Regions from separate parts of the Homo sapiens genome. Here regions 2 and 3 are each linked to region 1. The links are chromatin loops, found by intact Hi-C in ENCODE. Cell type or tissue: K562. All regions are shown on one strand. Region 1 has its middle 19 kb from the start of LINC03139. Region 2 overlaps CDH23 (cadherin related 23). Region 3 has its middle 27 kb from the start of DNAJB12.

Region 1 (8,000 bases):
AAACTCCGCCTCCCGGGTTCAAGCGATTCTCCTGCCTCAGCCTTCCAAGTAGCTGGGATTACAGGCATGCGCCACCACGCCTGACTAATTTTGTATTTCCAGTAGAGATGGGGTTTCACCATGTTGGTCAGGCTGGTCTTGAACTCCTGACCTCAGGTGATCCACCCACCTCGGCCTCCCAAAGTGCTGAGATTACAGGCACCCAGCCTATTTTTTATTTTTGAGACAGAGTCCCACTTTGTTGCCAGGCTGGAGTGCAGTGGCACAATCTCGGCTCGCTGCAACCTTCTCTTCCAGGGTTCAAGTGATTCTCGTGCCTCAGCCTCCCGAGTAGCTGGAACTACAGGCGTGCACCACCATGCCCAGCTAATTTTTGTATATTCAGTACAGGCGGGGTTTCACCATGTTGCCCAGTCTGGTCTTGAATTCCTGACCTCAGGTTATCCACCTGGCTCGACCTCCCAAAGTGCTGAGATTACAGGTGTGAGCCACTGCACCCAGCCTTTTTGCATATTTTAAAACATACTCTGAGAACACAAATGAATGGAAGATTGGACTTTGTTTTGTAGGGAACTTCGCCAAGAGTTTAACCATTTCAGAGAATCACAGCACTGATAGCGGCTTCTCTCCCAGGTTCAGGTCACCAAAACAGCATCCTCCACCATCGGCGTTGGTGGCTGGGTATCTGTGATGCTTCCCATGCAATGTGAGCAGCTGCCCACTGAGTCCCGGAGTCCTAAGACCCTTCCCTCACAATCCTAAGACAGTATTGCCTTTTCACTGTGATGGCATTGGTGACATAAAAGCCACTGTGGGCAGGGTGCAGCGGCTCGCACCTGTAATCCCAGCACTTTGGGAGGGTGAGGCGGGCAGATAGCTTGAGCCGCAGAGTTTGCCCAGACCAGCCTAGGCAACATGGCAAGACCCCGTCTCTACAAGTAATAATAATAATAATAATAATAATAATAATAAAATTATCTGGGCATGGTGGCACGCATCTATAGTCCCAGCTACATGGGAGGCTTAGGTGGGAGAATTACTTGTGCTCGGGTGGTAGAGGCTGCAGTGAGCCGTGATCGTGCCGTTGCACTCCAGCCTCAAAAAAAAAAAAAAAAAAAAAAGCCACTATGGGTGAAACTGCTGGAACTTCAGGAAGCAAGGCAGTGGCCACAGACTAGGCAGGTCTCTGTGCACTCCCCTAGATAAGCACTTGTGGGGACAAAATATGCCTGTGTCACTTAAGTACATACCCTTTTGATCTCCTGTGTGATGAAGCAGGGATGCACACAGAGCGCCTGCTCCAGAGCAGGGGACTGGCTCGCAGAAACAACTTGTCAGAGGTGGAGCCACGCGAGCCTCTGGTCCAGGGAACACAGTTTATCTTATTTTTTAAATTAATTAATTAATTTATTTATTTATTTATTTTTGAGATGGAGTCTTGCTCTGTCACCCAGGCTGGAGTGCAATGGCTCGATCTTGGCTCACTGCAACCTCCGCTTCCTGGGTTCAAGCAATTCTCCTGCCTCAGCCTCCTGAGTAGCTGGGATCACAGGCACACACCACCAGGCTGGGTAATTTTTGTATTTTTAGTAAAGATGGGGGGTGTCACCATGTTGGTCAGGCTGGTCTCGAACTCCTGACCTCGTGATCTGCTTGCCTCTGTCTCCCAAAGTGCTGGGATTACAGGCGTGAGCCACTGCGCCCAGCCGAGAACACTGTTTATACGGGAAAGAACGACGAACAGACACATGATGGGTATTCAGATCTGGGCATTTGGCAGACAGACATTTTCTCATAAATGAGCAAAGTGAGCCTGTCCCTTCAAGAAACTGAAGCATTTGTTGCCAATGATAAAGTTGGAACTTGGAGCTTTCAAGGGAAAATTAGAATTTTGGAAAATTTGTGTACACCACCACAAGCTTGACAACTTCTCAATATTTAAAGATTTTTCTGATGCGATGGATGGCAGTGCTAACAAATGCTATTTTTTGACACTGTTCAGTGACATGTCATCTTTTGGGAGATGTATGTGATTTAATGGGTACAAAATTTCAAAGAGGCCACATGATGCTGCACATCACATGTAGGTAAAACAGCCATTCACGGTACAAGATAGGCCAGGCACAGTGGCTCATGCCTGCAATCCTAGCACCTTGGGAGGCTGAGGCAGGCAGATCACTTGAGGTCAGGAGTTCGAGACCAGCCTGGCCAACATGGTGAAATCCTAGCTCTACTAAAAACAGAAAAATTAGCCAAGCATGGTGGCATGTGTCTGAAATCCCAGCTACTCAGGAGTCTGAGGTGGGAGACTCACTTGAACCCAGGAGGTGGAGGTTGCAGTAAGCCAAGATGGTACCACTGCACTCCAGCCTGGGCAACAGAGTGAGAGTCCTTCTCCAAAACAAACAAACAAACAAAAGTACAAGATAGGCCCGTGCATTTTAATATAATAAAGCATGAAATGTTCATTGATATGGGTTCAGATTCTACATTATAATCAACCTTAAAGAAACAATTGCTTGTTAAGTTTTGGCGTAGCATTAAAGAAGAATATTCACAATTATCTGAAAAAGCTATCAAAATACTCGTCTTTTTTTCCAACTCCGTGTTTGCGGGAGGCTGGATTTTCTTCAATCAAAACAATATATTGCGGGACGCAGTGGTTCATGCTTATAATCCCAGCAGTTTGGGAGGCTGAGGTGGGCGGGTCACCTGAGGTCAGGCGTTCAAGACCAGACTGGCCAACATGGTGAAACCCCATCTCTACTAAAAATACAAAAAAATTAGCTGGATGTGGTGGCGCACTCCTGTAATCCCAGCTACTCGGGAGGCTGAGGCAGGAGAATCACCTGAACCTGGGAGGTGGAGGATGCAGTGAGCCAAGATCACAACATTACACTCCAGGCTGGGCGACAAGGGCAAAACTTTGTTTCAAAATAAAAAAATAAATAAAAATTTTAAAAGCCCCAACATATTGCAACAGACTGAATGCAGAAGTAGACATGAGGCTCCAACAGTCTTTAATTAAGACAGTTGCTTGAGAGATTTGCAAAAGTGTAAAACAATGCTGTTTTTCTCACTAAATTTCTCTTTGTTTTGGAAATGAAGGTATTTTTCGTAAAAATATGTTTATGTTTACATGTAATGAGTTCATTATTACTTTTTGATAAATTAATAAATATCTGGGTCCTCAATAATTCTTTTAAAAATTTTTTTATAATTTAAAATAGAGATGAGGGCTGGGCTCGGTGTCTCGCGCCTGTAATCCCAGCACTTTGGGAGGCCAAGGTGGGCAGATCACTTGAGGTCAGGAGTTCAAGAACAGCCTGGCCAACATGGTGAAACTCTGTCTCTACTAAAAATACAAAAATTAGCCGGGCGTGGTGGCTCATGCCTGTAAACCCAGCTACTCGGAGGCTGAGGCAGGAGAATCGCTTGAAACCAGGGGGCGGAGGTTGCAGTGAGGGGAGATCACCCCCCTGCACTCCAGCCTGGGCGACAGAGCAAGACTCCTTTTCAAAAAAACAAACATGTAGCAATGAAGCCATTAAAATAATTTATTTTTTATTTCTTTTTCTTTTTGTATGAATCGACTTTGGATAAGAAAAAAATCTACTTTTTAAAGAGCTGGGTTTGTGTGGTGGGACACCTATTGGGTGCAACAATGTGGAGAACACTGCCCTCTGGCGGTCACTCCCAGTATAGTACCAGAGAGGTGGGGAAGCTTCCCTTGCTATTCTAGGACTGACCATGAGACGGCAGAAGAATACAGTATTTGCTTCTTTTCTATTTCTATTATACTTGCTTTTCTTTTTCTTTTCTATTTCTATTTGCTTCTTTTCTATTTTCTGTTCCTTCTTTTCTATTTTTTTAAATTTAAGTGTAGCTAAGGGGACTCACTATGTTGCCCAGGCTGATCCCCGACTCCTCGGGTCAAGTGACCCTCTCACCTTGGTCTCTCAAAGTGCTGGAATTATGGGCATGAGCCACCATGCCTGGCCTAAAACCCTGTTCCTAATCTCTAGGTTGGTCCTCAAAGCCTCACACTCAGCCGGGTGCCCAGGGATTGGGGCAGGAGTGACCTCACAGAGCTGCCCACAGTAATGATGCCTGAAGTGCTCCAGCTAGCAGGCTAAGCCTTGTCTTCTCTGCCTCCACAGCAACTCATAGCAGCCCTAGGGAAGGCCACATCCCAGACCCCTAAACCCAGAGAGACAGAACGCAGACCTGGGTGGCAAGGACTCAGTAAGTTATTGAGTGCCAAACCGGGCCACCACTGTGCTTGGCTTTAGGAAAACTTGACATCTATAAAACTTTTAATCTCTAGTAGGTGCTCAAAAAAGCCATTCACTCTTTCATGTAACCAAGAAAAGATGTTTGAGCACCTGCAAAGTGCCAGGCACTGTCCTAGTCACTGAGGACACAGTGAGAAGCAAAAGGGGCCCAGGTCCTGCCCACATGGGACTTATAATTTGGTGAGGGAACAAAAAAAATTTAGTCTCAAAAAACCAAAGTTTGGTTAGATGCTGTGAAAAAGGATGGGGTTCTTTAAGGGCACCTGAGAGAGGGGTCTTGTTTTTCCTGGAAGCCAAAAAGAAGCATAAAGGTTGATACGGTTTGGACGTTTGTCCTCCAAATCTCATGTTGAAATGTGATTCCTGGCTGGGCATGGTGGTTCATGCCTGTAATCCCAGCACTTTGAGAGGCCAAGGCAGGCAGATCACTTGAGGTCAGGAGTTCGAGGCCAGCATGGACAACATGGTGAATCCCCATCTATACTAAAAATACAAAACTTAGCTGGGCATGGTGGCACGTGTCTGTAATCCCAGCTACTCAGGAGGCTGAGGGAGGACAATAGCTTGAGCCTGGGAGACAGAGGTTGCAGTGAGCCGAGATTGTAGTGAGCCGAGATTGTGCCACTGCTCTCCAGCCTGGCTGACAGAGCAAGACTCTGTCTCAAAACAAAACAAACAAACAAAACTACCTCTTAACTTAGTCCCCTCGCATTTTTTTTTTTTTTTTTTTGAAACAGAGTCTCAGTCTGTTACCCAGGCTGGTGTGCATGCAGTGGCACAATCATGGCTCACCTTCCACCACAGACTACAAACATGTGCCACCACATCCGACTAAGTTTTTTTTGTTTTTTTTGTTTTTTGGGGTTTTTTTTTTTTTTTTTGTAGAGATGGGGATCTCACCATGTTGCCCAGTCTGGTCTCAAGCTCCCAAGCTCAAGTGATCCTCTCATTTCGGCCCCCTAATGTATTGTCATTCCAGCCATGAGCCATGGTGCCCAGCATCTCCTGCTTTTTAACTTTGTTTTTAAAAGCTTCTTGATTTTTGTTTCAATTTAATACTGTCTTGGCAACTTTTTAACTTTTTGTTGTTTAGTCTCACTCTCTTGCCCAGGCTGGAATGCAGTGGCCAGATCTCAGCTCACTGCAACCTCCACCTCCCAGGTTCAAGCGATTCTCTTGCCTCAGCCTCCCGAGCAGCTGGGATTACAGGTGCCCACCACCATGCCCAACTAATTTTTGCAATTTTAGTAGAGACGGAGTTTCACCATGTTGGCCAGGCTGGTCTCCAACTCCTGACCTCAGGTGATTCACCCATCTCGGCCTCCCAAGGTGCTGGGATTACAGGCATGAGCCACTGCGCCCAGCCCAATTCTGCTATTAAAGGACTCTGATGCATTCTTCAGTATGCCAATTGCATTTTTCAGCTCCAGAAATTCTGCTCTGGATGTTTTTTAATTATTTCAATCCCTTTGTTAAATGTATCTGATAGAATTCTGAATTCCTTCTCTGTGTTATTTTGAATTTCTTTGAGTTTCCTCAAACAGAATTCTGTCTGAAAGGTCAGAGCTCTGTTTCTCCAGGATTGGTCCCTGGTGTCTAATTTGGTTCATTTGGGGAGGTCATGTTTTCCTGGGTCATGCTGCTAGCAGATGTTCTTCGGTGTCTGGGCATTGAAGAGTTCAGTATTTATTGCAGTCTTCATTGTCTAGCCTTAGTTGTCTTTTTTTTTTTTTTTTTTTTTTTTGAGATCAAGTCTCACTTTGTCACCCAGGCTGGAGTGCAGTGGTGCGATCTCGGCTCACTGCAACCTCTGCCTTCCGGGTTCAAGCAATTCTCTGCCTTAGCCTCCCAAGTAGCTAGGATTACAGGCGCCTGCCACCACGCCTGGCTAATTTTTGTATTTTTAGTAGAGATGGGGTTTCACCATCTTGGCCAGGCTGGTCTTGAACTCCTGGACTCGTGATCCACTCTCCCCAGCCTCCCAAAGTGCTGGGATTAGAGGCGTGAGCCACCGCGCCCAGCTGTACCCGTCCTTCTTAGGAAGACTTTCCAGATATTGAAAGGACTTGGGTGTTGTGATCTAAGCTGTATCTGCTTTAGGGGGCACCCACACCCAGTAACACTGTGGTTCTTGCAGACTCATAGAGGTACTGCCTTGATGGTCTCAGACAAGATCTGGGCGAATTCTCTGGATTACCAGGCAGAGACTCTTGTTCTCTTCCCTAACTTTCTCTCAAATAAATGGAGTCTCTCTCTCTGTTCTGAGCCACCTGAAGCTGGGGGTAGAGTGACACAAGCACCCCTGTGGCCACCAGCACTGTGACAGTGCTGCAGACCCAAAGCCAAGACAGCAATGGGTCTTGCCCAAGGCCTGCTGTAACCACTCCCTGGCCACTGCCTATGACAGTTCAAGGGCCTGGGGCTCTGCAATCAGCTGGTGGCAAAGCCAGCCAGGCCTGTGTCCTTCCTTCCAGGGCAGTGAGGTCTCCCAGGCCCTAGGCAGGTCCAAAGATGCTGTCTGCAAGCCAGGGACTAGAGTCCAAAATCTTACAAGTCTACCTGGTGTTCTATTGTACTGTGGCTGAGCTGGCACTCAAATCACAAGACACAGCCCTACCCGCTGTTCCCTCCCCTTTCTAAAGGCAGAGGAGCCTCACCCCGTGGCCACCACCACCACAGGCCCACAGGGAGTTCTGCCAGAGTTCCCTTAAGGCCCAAAAGCTCTTCAGTCAGCTTGTGGTGAATGCTGCATGGCTGGGACTCACCCTTCAGGGCAGTGGGCTCCTCTCTGGCCCAGGGTAGGCCCAGAAATGCCACCCAAGAGTCAAGTCCTGGAATTGGGGACCCCAAGAGTCCACTTGGCACTCTACCCCTCTGTGGCTGTGCTGGTTCCTAAAGTGTAAGACAAAGTCCCCTTTACTTTTCACTCTGCTTTGCTCAAGTGGAAGGAGCCTCACCCCACAGCCACCACAGCTGGGAATGTGCTGAGTCTCACCTGAAGCCAGCAAGTCTCAGAGGCTCACTGAGGCCCTTGACATAGCTCCTGGGCATCGCTGCTGGTTATTCAGGGCCCAAGGGCTCTTCAGTCAGCAGGGGGTGAATGCTGCCAGGACTGGCTCCTTCCCTTCAAGGCAACAGGTTCTCTTCCTGCCAAGGGTGTGTATAGAAATGTCATCTGGGAGCTAGGGCCTGGAAGTGGGGTCTCTGACTAGTGCCCTATCCTGCTGTGGCTGAGCTGGTAGTCAAGATGCAAGACAAAAGTCCTCCCCACTCTTCCCCTCTCCTCTCCTCAAGAGGAGGGAAGGGGTCTCTTTTGGAGCCATGAGCTGTGCAGCCTGGGGTTAGGGGAGGGGTGATGCCAGCATGCCCTTGGCTGCCCCAGCTGATGTCTCAATAGGTCATGTGCCCTGCCCCCCAACTGGCTGAGTGATTTTGAGTGACCTTGAACAAGTCATGTCACCACTCAGAGACAGATAATGGGTATGAATCACGCATTCATTCAACAAACACTTCTTGGGAGCCTGTCGTTGCCCAGGCCTGTTCAGGACACTGTGCAGGTAGCCTGGAGCAGGACTCTCGCTCTGTTTCCAGGCTTTCCAGTCTAGTGGAGAATCTGGACACAGACATGAACAGGTGGTCACGCTACTGTAGTGTGCACAGAGTGACCCAGCATGGTAGCCTGGGGGACATAGGCGCTCTTGCAAA
Region 2 (8,000 bases), 120 kb before region 1:
AAACTCACCTCCCAAACTCCCTGAGCTAGAAACAACTTTAGAAATCAAGCCAGGTCCTTTATTAAACAGACAGAAAAGGTCCAGAGAGGGGATGTGACCTGCCCAAGGCCACGCAGCTCCTTTTCAAGGCTGCCAACCCTATCTGCTTTGGAAACCGTTTCAGCAAACACCCAATGCCCTCCACCCCCAAGATCCAGAGCTGCATATCAGAGGAATCATTGCCTCCTCAGGGGCAGTGACAGCCTTCTTGGGTCCAGATCCCCTGCCCATCTGTCCATTCTTCCAGTGGTAGCTCCAGAGCCAGCCAGTCCCAAGGAAAAAACCATATGCAAATTGCCTACATTGAGTTGTCTGTACCACCTGCTTTCTGTTCTCTGGCCTGGCAATGGCCTAGTCACGTTCTCTCTACCCAGACACCTTTGCAGTGATTAACACCTTATTATTTTATATTAGTCACTCATTATGATTTGTATTAGTTAGGGTCCTGGCAGGAAACAGATGGCACACTCAGAAAGGGTTCAACTGAAGAGAGTTTAATACAGGGACTGTTTAGGAAGGCTGGTAAAGCACCCAGAGACTAGCACCAACCACAGGAAGCCACTACCACTCACATGTCCAAAGGGAAAGAAGAGGAAGTGATGTTCTGGAGCCCAGTGAAAGCTGGTGCTATGAAAGGGGGACCCCTGTCCCCAAGCAGGAGAAACACAGCCATGGGCAGAACCGCAGTGAGGAATGGAGGGAGTGTGGAAGAAACACCCCCGCCTCTTTCTCCCCACTGCTTTCATCTTCAGCCAGGGCCTCCCATTGGCCACACCCAGCAGGAAGCTGGATAGCAAGGGAGCCAGGGTAAGGCAGTTAGTCCACAGGGGACATCTTCCCAGGTGGAGAAAGGCAGGAAGCAGGAGCAAGAACCATTTCTAGTTGATTCTTGAGTGCTGATTGCCGAGTTCTGATTAGCTGAATATTACTTGTGGTCCAATTGACTCAAGCATTGGCAGAGATGGCCGATCACAGGAGAGTATGTTGTAGAAGCTGTTCTTGGAATGAAGTTATGTTCTGTGAGTCTTATTTTTCACAGGTCAACAAGTTCTGCCCACGAAATTGCCACAAACCCAATGTCCTCCTTCTGGAAATGCTGAAAATATGTATTTCTTTCATTTACATGAACAATAGATGAAGGTTAAATATGGCATTGGGCCGAGTGCCTCACATTCTTGCCTCTTGTAGTCTGGCAGGACATATAGGCTCAATAAGACACAGGCCCTCGTAAAGCTCTGAGCTGGGGTGACTACCAGGGTTCATCCCATATGCCAGTCTTAATCACTAGACCACTGTGCTAACAAGGATCCCAAGTTTGCATCTGGCCTCAGCAGTTCTGTGATTGATTAGTGATGTCTGCTGGGGGTCGCAGACATAGGAGTGGTGGTGCCAGTGCCATCTTGGACAGAGCAGTTACCTTACTTGGCTTTTGGTGGAGTTTTTGAGCTTTCTCTCTCTACCAGCCTGTGACCCACCCCCTGCTTTCTTCTCCTTGCCCTTTCTGTTTGAGTCACATGGAGTGAGTTCAGCCCAGGAGAACAGCCATCTGGATCCACCTTGGTCCCTCTGGCCACCTGACCAAGGACGTGACCCACTCTTTTCCACAGGCCACCACGCACGTGTACGTGACCATTGTGGATGAGAATGATAACGCGCCCATGTTCCAGCAGCCCCACTATGAGGTGCTGCTGGATGAGGGCCCAGACACGCTCAACACCAGCCTCATCACCATCCAGGCACTGGACCTGGATGAGGGTCCCAACGGCACAGTCACCTATGCCATCGTCGCAGGCAACATCGTCAACACCTTCCGCATCGACAGACACATGGTCAGCAGCTGATGGCAGGATCAAGACAAGGGGCGAAACCTATCCAGGGATTGGCAAGGAGTTCAGTGACACTGGAGGGGGATGGAGCAAAGATGCAGTCTAGGGGAAACTGTGGGGGCACTCAGTGTGGGAGGATGAAAAGTTTGGTGGAGTGGAGCCTGGGCTAGGGGGTGGCAGTGGTTCCCCATCACAGCTCCAATGTCAGGGCCTACTTCCCAAATTGGTCAGAGGGTGCTGCAGACCTACCACCCCTAGATCCATCCTTGTCCCTTCCCTGTGTCCCCCAGGGTGTCATCACTGCTGCCAAAGAGCTGGACTACGAGATCAGCCACGGCCGCTACACCCTGATCGTCACTGCCACAGACCAGTGCCCCATCTTATCCCACCGCCTCACCTCTACCACCACGGTGGGTGCATGGGACACAGCCCCAACTTGGGCTTGGAGGTTGGCGAAGGATGGGACCCAGAAAGCTCCGATGCGGGAAGGGGTTAGGGGAAGATTGTCTGAGGGAAATGCCTAAATCCAAGACCCCTGTCCTAATCTCAGCAACTCACTCAAACTTGCTGTGTGACTTTAACGAGGTCACTGAACTTCCCTGTGTGGCTACATCTGTCAGACAAGTGACAATACCTGCCCTCCTCTCCTTCATGGGAAAACCATGAACTCTGGGTTTCAAGTCCTTGCTCTTCCACTTTCTAGCTGTGTGACCCTGAGCAAGTTGCTTAACCTCCCTGCTTCCATTTCCTCATCTGTGAAAGGAGGACAATACAAACTATGTTTTAAGGAGTGAGAGGAGTAAATGAAACCACGTAAGACAACCACAGTGCAGCAACAAATAGAAGTTTATGGGCAGTACTATTATTATTTTTTTGAGACAAGTTTTCACTCTATCATCCAGGCTGGAGTGTAGTGGCTTGATCACAGCTCACTGCAGACTCGACCTCCTGGACTCAAGAGCAATCCTCCCACCTCAGCCTCCCAAGTAGCTGGGACTACAGGCATGCACCACCATGCCCAGCTAATGTATTACTCTTTTATTTTTTGTAGAGGTGGGGTCTTGCTATATTGCCCAGGCTGGCTCTGCCTCAGCCTCCCAAAGTGCTGAGATTACAAGTGTGAACCACTGTGTCTGGCCAATAGCATTTTTATTAATATGATGATTGTGCCCATAAAAGGCTTTGGCAATAATGATAACTCATCCACATGCATAGCTTAAAAGCCCCACCCATATCCGACTTCCCATATGATTCCTGCATGGGCCTCATGAGGCAGAATTATCAGGTCCATTTCACAGAGGAAGGAACTGAGGCCCAGCACAAAGCTGGCTGGGGTGAGGCCTTGGCTAAGCTTTTCCACCATCTCAGGTGCTTGTGAATGTGAATGACATCAACGACAATGTGCCTACCTTCCCCCGGGACTATGAGGGACCATTTGAAGTCACTGAGGGCCAGCCGGGGCCCAGAGTGTGGACCTTCCTGGCCCATGACCGAGACTCAGGACCCAACGGGCAGGTGGAGTACAGCATCATGGATGGAGACCCTCTGGGTGAGTGGGGCTTGGGGCATGCCACCCACAGGGTCTCACCTGCACACCCGCTCAGGGGAGGATAAGAAGGGAGGTCTCAAGGCATTTGGCCTCACCATTGTGTGATTTTGTCCTCTCTGGGCCTCAGTTTCCCCATCTATGACAATGATGGAAATAATCTTCTCCCACCTCTTATTCCCAGAGATGTGGCGAGAACACCCTATAATCTGGGAACAAGGGCTGGTGGCCTTGGAGGGACACAGACTCCTTTAAGAACATGATTAAAAAATGCCCTGTTGCATACCCAGAGGAAGGGCCCCAGGGCAGACGAGGGAAGCACATCCTTACAGTGCGTGCAGAACACAGCCCCCGCCCTCAGGACCACAAACCCACACACCAAGGGAGCGCCTGGCTTGCTCTGCACATCTCATAGTCACCCATTCACAGCCCTCTCCTTGGATGAAGAGCAGAGTTTGCCTTGGCCTTGAGGGCAACTTCTCAAGTCCATTTTCACTCATTACTATAGAGTGGGAATCCCAGATCCAAAGGCGCCAGCTAGGGTCAGGCAAGGAGCCTTCGTGGGAGATGGTGTAGGAAAGAATCAGGAGCAGTGGGGACTGCGCAGCCACAACTCAGCTCCTGCCAGTAGTAGCTGTGTCCAGATCCCAGCCTGGGAGTACCTGGGCCCATTTTGAAAAGAAAAGCAGAAATCCAAATCTTTGTGAAACATCCTGATTTTTTAATTGGTCGTGCAGGAAATATTTCTTGAGTACCTCCAGTGTGCCGGCCATGTTCCAAGAGCTGGGGATACCAAACAGATGCAAATCCCTGCCCCGTAGAACGTACGTTCCAGTTGGAGGACACGGGCAATGAACCAACTGACTAAGTAGATGACTTAGTATACTGGGAGGTGCTAAGGGCTATGGAGAAAAATAAAACCAAGCCGGAGGATGGGGAATGCCAGGGTGAAGGCAGCAATTGTAGGTTGGCAAAAACCTGAAGGAGGGCAAAGGTGAGTCAAGTGACATCTGGGGAAGAGCATTCCAGGCAGAGGAAACAGCAAGTGGAAAGGCACTGAGGTTGGAGCATGCCTGGGATGTTCACAGAGAAGCAAAAAGGCCTGCAGCTGGGGGAAAGTTGAGCAAAGGGAAGCATAGGAAGAAATGAGACCAGAGAGGTAATGGGGCCAGATGTTGTCGGGCCTTGAGGGGCATCATGAGGGCGTGGCTTTTGCTCTGAGGTGGGAACCCTAAGAGGGCTTTAAGCAGAGGAGAGACATTATTTGACTTAGGTTTCAGCAGGACCACTCTGGTTCCTGTGATCAGAACAGACTGTAGGGGTGAAGGAAAAGGAGCAGGGAAGTCGGATGGGAACCTGCTGCAATCACTCAGGCTAGAATGAGGTAGCCGGGAGAGGGTGGTGGCATCACCACCAAAGGGAAAGAGGTGGCCACCTCTGGTGTAATTCAGAGGTGGAGCCAGTAGGATGTGCTAACTGATTGGCTGTGGGATGTGAGAGAAAGTCAAGGTTTTGGCGTGAGCAACCCAAAAGATGATGGCGTTGCCATTGACGGATGGAGGGCTGCAGCAGGAGGTTGTGGAGGGAAAGGAGGGTCGGTTCGAGATACCAGGTAGAGGTTGCGTATACAAGCCAAGAGTTCAGGAGAGAGGTCTGGGCTGGAGACGGGTATTTGGGAGTTGTCAGCATAGAGGTATTTAAATCCAGGAAACAAAGAGCGGTGCGAAGATTCAACAGTGAACCCAAGCCTCGCTTGCAATTAAGAGGCTGGGGGAAAAAACAACAACCTATATATGGAGGGCCCAAGTGACAGAATGAGAGCCCCTGCTGCCCAGAGCTTATGAGGGGTCACTCTGTTCGGACATGCTACCCTTTCGGATCCCAAAGTCTCCTCTCTGGCCAAGCACTAGGCCTTCCTCTTTGGAAACCAGCAGAGCAAGGGCCTTTCTCTTCTGCTGTTTTCACAAACACAGAGATTTTGTAATTTTATGGGAGTCCCTGGAGCACAGGAGGATGCCGGCACCTGGTGGAGAGGCAGGTGCTGGGTGAGCAGCTGAAGCCCCTCCCCATGAGGGGCCCACTCTGCACCCCAGCCTCAAGGCACAGAGCACACACCTGTGCTCCAGCACAGTGCAGACCTCCATGCCATGGCCTTTAAGCCACAAGCGAAACTTCCTGGGTTCAATCCACACGTGATTGGGATGAGCCTTAAGAATTTGGGGCCTTGTGGGGGAGTCCCAGCAGACTAACAGGCAGGCTCTCAAAGGAGTGAGAGACGCCTAGGAGTTTCCTAAGGCTGACCTGGGTGGGAGGCTTCCTCCCCCAAGGAAGGAAGAGTAGACATTTAGAGCCCAAAGATAACTTTGGGGTCTCTGAGCGCCACCCGCATCTCAGAAATGATCAATGAAGGCCCAGAGAGGTGAGGAAGGCCTGATGGTACTGCTGACATGGGTCACGACATCCATTTCCCACATCTCCTCCCACCTCGGGGTTCATGTTGGTCACTGAAGGGTTGACGGATGCTACAGCCAGCACCGCTGTCTGGAGAGAGCTGGTTTCACAGTGCACCACTGCATGGAGGGACGTGCCTGGGACCCCAGCTTAAAGGTCACCTTCCCAACACTGCAGCCTGAGGCTGGAAGGCTGCTTTCTATAGGGAGACAGATGCCAGATTTCTGAGCACTTACCAGCCCCACTGAGCCCTTAGGAGGAGCTGTGTGCTCAAAGAAGAGCTGGGAGACAGGCCACATGCACTTGAGCCTCTCCCGCCAGCGCCTGCCTTCTCAGCTGCCCTTTCTGGTCACACCCATTCCTTGGACCCCTTTCCTACATCCTCACCCTCCCTGAAAGCTCCCCGTTCCTTCAGAGGCCTGCCTGGGCTCCCTTTCGGGATCAGCACACACAAGGTGGGCCAGGGTTTGTCCAGCATCAGCACAACCCCAAGGTGGCATCTCTCTATTAGCCCATTTTTCAGATGAGAACATCAAGGCAAGGCTCCTTAACATGCCCAAGGGCACACAGGCATGAAGTCCAGATGCAGACCTAGATATGATTGGACGAAAGCCTAGGCTTTTAACCTCCTGTCTCCAGGAGTTGTGGAGGGATGGGGAAGTCTGGCCCCAGAGCAAGCTGCCAAGGAGAAGAATTTGCACAGGGGAACTAGGCTGGCCCAGCCCCCAGCCCCTCAGGCCTGCCTCCCTGAGCCTTCAAGGGAGTGGTGCTGGTGTCTCCTCCTGGCTTTGGAAGGAGAGCAAGAGGCCCTCTGCCTGCATATGGCCGGGGCTTGAGACAGGGCTGGGAAACACCTAGAAAGGGAATCCCCAGTTCTTTGGAGACCTTGGGGTGTCATGCTCAGGAAATCCTGCTTTAAGCAGCTTCCACCCCCCAGGCAGGGTGAAGCCTATGGGACGGGAAGAGCCTGGGAGCGGAAGGGCTGGTGGGAAATCCCAGCTGCAGGTGGGACTGAGAGGGGCTGTTTTTGTACATCAGAGTGTTAGGAGCTGGGGACAGGGAATTGTGAGGTAGGATGTGAAGAGACAGGCAGAGAAAACTGTGGGGGCGCCTGGGCCCCTGTCCTTGCCATGCCCTGTGAGCTGTGTGCTTCCTGCTGTCTGTCCCAGAGCAAGTCAGTGCCCCATTCTGGGCCCTTCCCCCTAAGTATTCAAAGGGAAAGTGAAGGAGGTAACTAACCTTCTCTCCATTCCATTTCCTGGGGGAATGCGGAGAGGTGGCCTCTCTTCTGCAGGCTCTCCCAGTTCCCTAGCTCACATCCCCTCAACTTTCTTCCTGCCAGAGCCACAGCCCCCACCATTCTTGCCTCTCCAGCTGGGCTCACGCTTGCTCACTGGTTTCCTTCCCCCTGTCTCTTCTCTCCACCCTCCGTGTTCTCACCCCGCCCCGGTCAGCTCTGAGTGGTGCTGTCTGGAAAGAACACAAGTCCTGTGCGAGGCAATGGGTTAAGACCCAGAGTGCTGGGTTTGAATCCTGGTCTGTCATTCACTTGCTGCAGGAGTGCAGACAAGTGGTAACCCTCCCCTGGGCTCCCAGTTCATTCTCCAAAGGACACAAGGGACTGGACGGTCTCTGGGCTGCCTTCCAGGTCAGCATCTGAGAATCTGAGGTTCTTGCTCTGGACTGTCAGACATCGGGCCCTGCAGCCCAGCCAAGAAAAGGATTCTGGGGCCACAGGGCCAGCGGGGCTCTTCAGAAACATCAAGGAAAGGAAATCAGGGTCACCACAGGTGTAGGGAACCCACTCTGCTTTCCAACTATAGCTCAATATGGGGACTAAATAGAGGGCACTGGGGGCTTCCCTGCCCCTCATCCGTCCCCTTCTGCCTGCCCGGTGCCTGCGCATTCACCATTAGCAAAGCATTGCTTTGTGGTCAGCTCTGCCCTTCCCAATATCCTTTTTTACAAGCCATGGCATGTGGGATGGATCGTACATTGCGAAGCACCTGATGCCTTCATTGATCAAGAGTGCTTAGACAGTGGGTGCTAGTGTAGCAAGAAGCCCCCACTTTTTCAACATAGCCATCTTACCCAGGTCAGTCTCTGGCCTGCCTGTGGCCCAGGGAAGGAAGCTGCTT
Region 3 (8,000 bases), 430 kb after region 1:
GCGGGGGGATGGTCTGTGTCCCAGGCAGCAGCTCCGACACCGCTGAGCTGGGCGACCTTGGCAAGTCACTTCTCTTTTCTGGGGCTCGATTTCCTCAGTGGTGAGATCGTGGGGGTAGATTAGGGGTCTGTTTTTTAAATATTTATTTTGGCCATGGAACCCCTTCTTCAGTCACAATTCCACCTGCACTAAACAAGAGATAACAGCGGGTGACTGAGACGGGTGGGCTGGAGCCCCGGGGGCCCTCCCACTCTTACCCCACACCCCTGGGGGCCCAGGGCTCTGGGGACACAGTTTGAGAACCCGTCTTCACAGCCTGCCGCCTCTAACACTCTGTGATTTATGCCTTCAGGACAAGGATGTTGTCCTTGTTGCCTTCTCCAGGCAGCCCAGTAATTAGACCCCAAGCCCAGCATGTTCTGGTACTATCCATTCCGTGCTGAAATCTTCAAATTCTTTCTCTCTTTCTTTCCTTCCTTCCTTATTATTTTTTGAGACAGAGTCTTGCTCTGTCGCCCAGGCTGGAGTGCAGTGGCACAATCTTGGCTCACTGCAACCTCTGCCTCCTGGGTTCAAGCAATTCTCCTGCCTCAGCCTCCCAAGTAGCTGAGATTACAGGCGCCCACCACCACGCCTGGCTAATTTTTTTTTTTTTTTTTTTTTTTTTTGTATTTTTAGTAGAGATGGGGTTTCGCCATGTTGGCCAGGCTGGTCTTGAACTCCTGACCTCAGGCGATCCACCCGCCTCGGCCTGCCAAAGTGCTGGGATTACAGGCGTGAGTCACCGAGCCCGGCCAAAATCTTCAAATTCTTAATCGCTGGTTTCTGCTGACAGTGAGGTCTGTTATGCAGAGTTCAGTAGGGCCACAGGTCCCTTGTCCCTTCTCAGGGAAGGGACCGGGCCAAAACTTTCTATGCAATGGCCAACCCTGTGGGGCACTTCCAGGTGTGTGTAGGATGTTCAGTCCCCAACAGCATGCAGGAAGGTGTGACTCCCACTGGCAGACAAGGGAGGGGCTCAGGGGTCTTAGGAGGCTGGTTACTGATACCCCTGTGGATGCAGGGCTGGGTGCCTGGACAGGAGCCCAGGTCCTTTCCTGGAGCCACAGTCTGGGGCCCTGGCCCAGGCCCAGGTTTTCCCTGGCTTACTCCGGGGGTGCTGGCACCTGCAGACACCAGCAACAGAAAGAGGCAGGAGTCGATGAGGGAGGCGGAGAGGAGGGGGACTTTCCTTCTTCTGCTGGGGGTCTGGGGCGTCCTTTTCCAGGCTGAGGAGTAGGGCTACCCATTTCCCCATCACCTTCCGGCCAGGGGCAGTGGGTAGAGGAGGAGGCCGAGATTGCACAAACAGGTATGGGAGGAGGCCAGCAGCCAGGCAGCTGGCTGGGGTCGCCCAAGGGCCGTGAGAGAGTCCCCAGTGCCCGTACTGACATCAATGGCGCCCGGAGGGACTCAGTCGGTCATCTAGCAGTCTTCTCTAGCTCTCACAACAGGCACTGGGGGTTGGGAGGAGCCAGAGGTCCCTGCTCCCCACTCCACGCGTCCCTCCCAGCTGCTGAGCTGGAAACTCGAGCCAAGTCAACAGTTCCTTGAATTGTGTTACAGCCCCGGCTGCCCCTCCAGAGCTAATAATATGGGCAGCTGCAGGACATGAAACTCGATCCTCCAGGCTCCAATACCACCCCACCGCAGCCAGGCTGGCAGGGAGTGGGCGGATGTTGGGCCCAGGGTCCTGAAAGCAGAGGCCTGGGCTTGGGATCCTGGGGTGAGGCCGGGTCCGGGAGGGGCCCCGGCCCCCCCAGTGGGGTGTTTATACAAAGTTGACATGGGTCAAGCTGAGAGGTGACAGCGTGCTGGCAGTCCTCACAGCCCTCGCTCGCTCTCGGCGCCTCCTCTGCCTGGGCTCCCACTTTGGTGGCACTTGAGGAGCCCTGCAGCCCACCGCTGCACTGTGGGAGCCCCTTTCTGGGCTAGCCAAGGTCAGAGCCGGCTCCCTCAGCTTGCAGGGAGGTGTGGAGGGAGAGGCGCGAGCGGGAACCCGGGCTGCGCGCGGCGCTTGCGGGCCAGCTAGAGTTCCGGGTGGGCGTGGGCTTGGCGGCCCCGCACTCGGAGCAGCCCGCCGGCCCTGCCGCCCCGGGGAATGAGGGGCTTAGCACCCGGGCCAGCGGCTGCGGAGGGTGTACTGGGTCCCCCAGCAGTGCCAGCCCACCGGCGCTGCTCTCGATTTCTCACCGGGTCTTAGCTGCCTTCCTGAGGGGCAGGGCTCGGGACCTGCAGCCCGCCATGCCTGAGCCTCCCACCCCCTCCATGGGCTCCTGTGCGGCCCGAGCCTCCCCGATGAGCGCCGCCCCCTGCTCCACAGCGCCCAGTCCCATCGACCACCCAAGGGCTGAGGAGTGCGGGCCCACAGCGCGGGACTGGCAGGCAGCTCCACCTGCAGCCCCGGTGCACGATCCACTGAGTGAAGCCAGCTGGGCTCCTGAGTCTGGTGGGGACGTGGAGAACCTTTATGTCTAGCTTAGGGATTGTAAATACACCAATCGGCACTCTGTATCTAGCTCAAGGTTTGTGAACACACCAATCAGCACCCTGTGTCTAGCTCAGGGTTTGTGAATGCACCAGTCGACACTCTGTATCTAGCTACTCTGGTGGGGCCTTGGAGAACCTTTGTGTCCATACTCTGTATCTAACTAATCTGGTGGGGATGTGGAGAACCTTTGTGTCTAGCTCAGGGATTGTAAATGCACCAATCAGCGCCCTGTCAAAACAGACCAGTCGGCTCTACCAATCAGCAGGATGTGGGTGGGGCCAGATAAGAGAATAAAAGCACGCTGCCCGAGCCAGCAGTGACAACCTGCTGGGGTCTGCTTCCACACTGTGGACGCTTTGTTCTTTCGCTCTTTGCAATATATCTTGCTACTGCTCACTCTTTGGGTCCACGCTGCTTTTATGAGCTGCAACACTCACTGTAAAGGTCTGCAGCTTCTACTCCTGAAGCCAGCGACGAACAACTCCAGATGTGCCGCTTTAAGAGCTGTAACACTCACCGCAAAGGTCTGCAGCTTCACTCCTGAGCCAGCGAGACCACGAACACACCAAAAGGAAGAAACTCGCGACACATCCAAACATCAGAAGGAACAAACTCCAGACGCGCTACCTTAAGAGCTGTAACACTCACCGCGAGGGTCCGTGGCTTCATTCTTGAAGTCGGTGAGACCAAGAACCCACCAATTCCGGACACAAGGCTAGCAGGGCTGACACCTATAAACTCAGTGGCTGACAGAGGCTGACATCCTTAGTGACTGAACTAGTGAGGTCTGTGGGATGATAATTATAATAAGATTTTTTTTTTGAGACAGAGTCTCGATCTTGTTGCCCAGGCTGGAGTGCAAGGGCGTGGGCTCACTGCAACCTCCGCCTCCTGGGTTCAAGTGATTCTCTTGCATCAGCCTCCTGAGTAGCTGGGATTACAGGCGTGCGCCACCACACCTGGTAATTTTGTATTTTTAGTAGAGACAGGTTTCGCTGTGTTGGTCAGGGTGGTCTTGAACTCTTGACCGCAAGTGATCCACCTGCTTCAGCCTCCCAAAGTGCTGGGATTATAGGCGTGAGTCACCACGCCTAGCCTATAATAAGATTTTTTTTTTTTTGAGACGGAGTCTCACTCCGTTGCCAGGCTGGAGTACAGTGGCACAATCTCGGCTCACTGCAACCTCCGCCTCCTGGGTTCAAGCCATTCTCCTGCCTCAACCTCCTGAGTAGCTGGGACTACCAGCATGTGCCACCAACACCCAGCTAATTTTTGTATTTTTAGTAGAGACGGGGTTTCACCATGTTGGCCAGGATGATCTCGATCTCTTGACCTCTTGGTCCACCCGCCTCGGCCTCGAAAAATGCTGGGATTACAGGCGTGAGCCACCTCACCCAGCCGATAATAAGATTTTATAAGTAAATGATACAGATGAAAAGTGCCTCCTGGCCTAGCGTGTCCATGGCGGAGGCTGGAACTCCGATCTTTGGGCTCAGTGCTTCCATGCCAAGGTGGGACCAGAGAGAGACTGAGGACTAAAGACATCCACAGAGAAGCAGCTCTGAGCACCTGCGGTGGCCTCCCAAGGCCTGTCACTCACAGCCTGAACACCATGGACACACTTGCTGCCCATGTGGCCCCTGCAGTGGTGGTAGCTGGCTTGTTTGACTTGTGGCTGGAAGCAAAATTAGGGCCCACGATGCCACCTTCTGCACGCAGGCCATGGGCTGGCAGCCAGCAGATGGCAGAGCCTGCCAGAGGTGATTCCAGGGCTTGTGGCCAGGGCAGCACTGGGGCGGCCGGGGACAGAATTGGGTCTGACTCCAGGAGTGGCTGGCCTGAGTGCTGGAGAGAGCCTCCTCCTCTACCCCTTGGGGTGGTGACCTCTTCGGACAGGAGTCCGCACTCCTCTCAATGACCAATGTTTGTGATTCTCATTTTGGCCCCTGCTACATTTGTCCTTACGCAGGGAGAGGAGACCTGGGGCCTTTTCAGCAGGATCAGCAGGACTCTGCTTCCCCCCGGAGGCAGGAAAAGGAAAAAGCCCCCGCCCAGTGCCCGTCCCATGAGCGACTGCTGCCTCCAGCCACCGTCCAGCTGGATGCACACCGTGGCTGATGGCCCTGGGTCTAAGCCCTCTAAGATCTGGGAGAAGTGTCCCCCAGCCAGGGTGTGGGTTTATGGCTGCAAAGCAGCTCCCTAGGGTGACCCTGGGCAGAGGAGTAGGCGAGGCTGGGAATGCTGCAGGTGGGGACAGTGCCTCAGTGCTGATGGGCCCTTCCTTCACTCAGCCTCCCATGGAGACCCCAGGTTGTGGTGCCCAGGCCCTGGGGCTGCAGCCCTGAACCTCTTCTCCAGGGAAGCCTTTGCCTAAGAACTACACAAATACCTCCAGAACAGGATGTGAGAGGCCCAAAAGGGCCAGGCCAGACCTCCCTGAGGAGGTGGCAGGAGGTTGGGCCCTGAGGGGTGAGAGGAACCTCAGGCAGAAGGGAACCCGGGTAGCAGGGCTCCACGGTGGAGGGAGGGGCTCCGCAGGCTGCAGTCAGGGTGGGAGGGCCCTGCACAGTATGTGGGGCCAGGAGGAGTGCAGGGGAGGTTTTGGGCTGTCAGTGTGGGGGAATGAGGCCGGGCCTGGCCAGCTCCATTCTGGCCCCACTTTCTCCATCTGAAGGAGCCCGCTGCATCCTCCTGTGCTGCCAGGCACCTGTCTCTCAGGCCTCCTCATCTGAGTCCATCAGGAAAATGAGAATAATCCAGTCGAGGTAGTGGGACTGCCAGCTGGGGTCCCTGCAGGCCCTAGCCTGATCCCTGCTCTGACTAGCACGGGCTCCAGTGGGGAGCTGCACCCTGCCTCCTCAAGGAAAAATCCAGCCAGGGAGCAGCCCTGCCCTCCCTCCCTAGGGACTTTGTTTAGACCAAATTGGTAGGAGGGTGGGGAAGGTGGACAAAATGTGGCAGGCCCTCCCCTCCCCAAGCAAAGCCCCAACTCCCGGGCTCTGGGCAGACTAGCCGTGGGGTCCTAGAGAGCGCCTGCCCGCCTGCCCCTCTTCCTGCCTGAGCCCTGGACCTTTATTTCATGCCCAAGTGGCTGTGAGAGTGACAGGAGGTCCAGGCCCTGTCCCTAGGGAAATATCTCCTTACAAGGGTCTGGGGCGGGAGTGACAGTCCTGTCTGCCCTGTTACCCCCTCCACCACATGGCCTTCTCTCAGCTTATAGAGTTAGTTGCAGCCTCCCTAAGGGCAGGCAGGCCACCAAGAAAGGTTCAGAAATGCTTGCTGAGTGAATTGCTGAGTGGACAGGGTGCAGCCAGGAGTGGAGAAGCTCAGTGTCTCTCATTCATGCCTGGGAAAGTTCTCTGCCCAAGGCCACTGGGTGGGCCTGGCATGATGACAGGTACAGACTGGGGGCCTGGCCTGGGCATTGCTCCCAAATGCGCTCACTTCTGCACTCTCCGGCCTCCGGGCCTCTGCTCATGCTGGAGCACCCACTCCACCCCCACCCCAGTACTGCCTGTACCCACCTCCTTCACAAACGCCAGTTCCTCTATCAAGAGTCCCTGGCTAGAGCCTTCACAACTGCTCCGCTCCCAGGGTTTCTACTCAAGGGCAGTCCTCGTCTCAGTCACCTTGGAGCTTTCACTGCTTGGAATGGGACTTGACACCCAGTCATTGCTCAGCTAATCTTTGTCCACTAAGGACAAACAAGAAACACCCAAATGGCACTCGCCATGTACCAGGCACTGTTCTAAGTGCTTTATATGTGGTAACTTGTTTACTCCTCACAACCATCCTATGAGGTAGGTGTTTGTATCACTCCCATTTTGCAGATGAAGACACTGAGGCAAAGGGCAGTCAAATGACACAGGAAAGCAAAAACTGGCTCCCTCCACCCTTCTAGGGTCTTTGACTGTGCTAGGAATTACATGGACAGATAAAGTGGTTAACAGGAGAAAAATCATATTTAATTACGTACATAGGCATGGGAGCCCCACAAAATATGCAATTTCAAGAAAGATCACATCTTGAGCTACAGAAAAGGAACTGGGGTCCAGGATAACCTTTGTACCTTAAAAAAAAAACCAAAAAAAAAAAAAAAAAAAAAACGGGCTGGGAGCTTCTGGTGGGTGATGGCAATGCAAGTTTGGGAGGGTGAGGGGAGGAACTGCATGGTGAGCAAAAGTTGTCTCGTTATGCAGATAAAAAGTCAGTCTCGGCCAGGCATGGTGGCTCATGCCTGTAATCTCAGCACTTTGGGAGGCTGAGGTGGGCGGATCACGAGGTCAGGAGATCGAGACCATCCTGGCTAACACAGTGAAACCCTGTCTCTACTAAAAATACAAAAAAATTAGCCGGGCGTGGTGGCAGGCACCTGTAGTCCCAGCTACTCGGGAGGCTGAGGCAGGAGAATGGCGTGAACCCGGGAAGCGGAGCTTGCAGTGAGCCGAGATTGCGCCACTGCACTCCAGCCTGGGTGACAGAGCGAGATTCCATCTCAAAAAAAAAAAAAAAGTCAGTCTCTCAGGTCTTAACAGTTGTCTGAGCAGCCCCAAGAATAATAGGCAGTTGTTGTCAATGAGTCAATCCTCCTTGGTAGGTAAGATTTCCAGGAGGGAGTTCAGGACAACTTAGGCAGATGAGGCAACTTCAGAGAAAGCCCTTCCTGCACTTGCTGTTGCTCAAGTGCCCCCAGTTTGAAGTAATCAGCACACCAAAATGGCAGATTTTGGGGTGGCATTTCCTGAACTCCTTCAGGGACACCCAAGGTCACCCAGTCAGTAAATGGCAAAGATCCAGCCTCAGCCCCCGTGGGGGCTGCGAGGCTGCCTCCTGGGGATGACGTTTCCTGGTGCAGCCAGATGGATGCCCGTGTCACTGCCAGGAGACACCTACTGGAATGGGCAGCTGCTCCCTAGGCCAAGCCCATCAGATGAAGTGCCACCATCCTCAGTGTGGCCTTTTCATCCTTTTCCACCCTCCTGGACTCGGGTCTTCTGCCCACTCTACCTGACACCAGTGGGTTTGATTTCCCTGAGTGCAGCAAATTTGGGCTCAGCAACTGTTTGTAGAATGACCACTCTGCTACAAGGACCCCAGAGACAGGCACAGTTTCTTCAAGACCCTGGGCGCCACTTTCCTCCCCCAAGCCTGTTTCCTGCTCTGGGAAATGAGCTGACTTGCTCATGTCACATGGCGTGATGTCTGGTAGGGACGCTGGGTTGCTTCTGAACCATGTCAACAGTCTATTTACCTGATTCTTGGCATGGCTGTGTGCCTGCTCCAGACGCCAGGTGACTTTGTCTGGGCAATGTGGGGTGGGGATGAGGTTACAGGCAGGTCGGGTGTGTGCTCCTTGTCCCTGGAGCAGTTTTTTTTTCTCTGGACCTGGGAGCAGCAAGGGACAAGGCTATAAGCTAGTGGAGCCAGGGAGCTGGGATGCAGTGGCGCGTTCTGCCACCTGACAGTGGGT

Evidence for each region. Peaks named below come from ENCODE experiments on the same cell type or tissue, not always from the same donor. Only the 100,000 strongest peaks of a DNase experiment are listed, where the experiment ranks them.
Region 2: it touches region 1 in a loop (10-fold over the local background); 5 of 110 quality-filtered maps call a loop at or near these places.
Region 3: it touches region 1 in a loop (11-fold over the local background); 27 of 110 quality-filtered maps call a loop at or near these places.

The regions. Positions count from the first base shown.
Region 1 is chr10:71,892,885-71,900,884 of GRCh38, forward strand. No RefSeq gene overlaps it. Among named protein-coding and RNA genes, the nearest start is that of LINC03139, 19 kb to the left of the region's middle. In K562, a CTCF peak has its summit at 3,718 (motif pointing left); DNase peaks (open chromatin) are centred at 1,227 and 3,717.
Region 2 is chr10:71,776,034-71,784,033 of GRCh38, forward strand. It overlaps CDH23 (cadherin related 23), which reads left to right. Exons shown (of 70, transcript NM_022124.6): 39 at 1,647-1,868; 40 at 2,156-2,275; 41 at 3,234-3,414. Among named protein-coding and RNA genes, the nearest start is that of VSIR, 6.5 kb to the left of the region's middle. RefSeq lists a silencer at 1,973-2,128. In K562, CTCF peaks have their summits at 695 and 4,873; DNase peaks (open chromatin) are centred at 788 and 4,868; H3K27me3 peaks cover 3,785 bases.
Region 3 is chr10:72,323,937-72,331,936 of GRCh38, forward strand. No RefSeq gene overlaps it. Among named protein-coding and RNA genes, the nearest start is that of DNAJB12, 27 kb to the right of the region's middle. RefSeq lists enhancers at 869-1,830, 4,642-4,841. In K562, CTCF peaks have their summits at 2,875 and 4,548 (motif pointing left); a DNase peak (open chromatin) is centred at 4,545.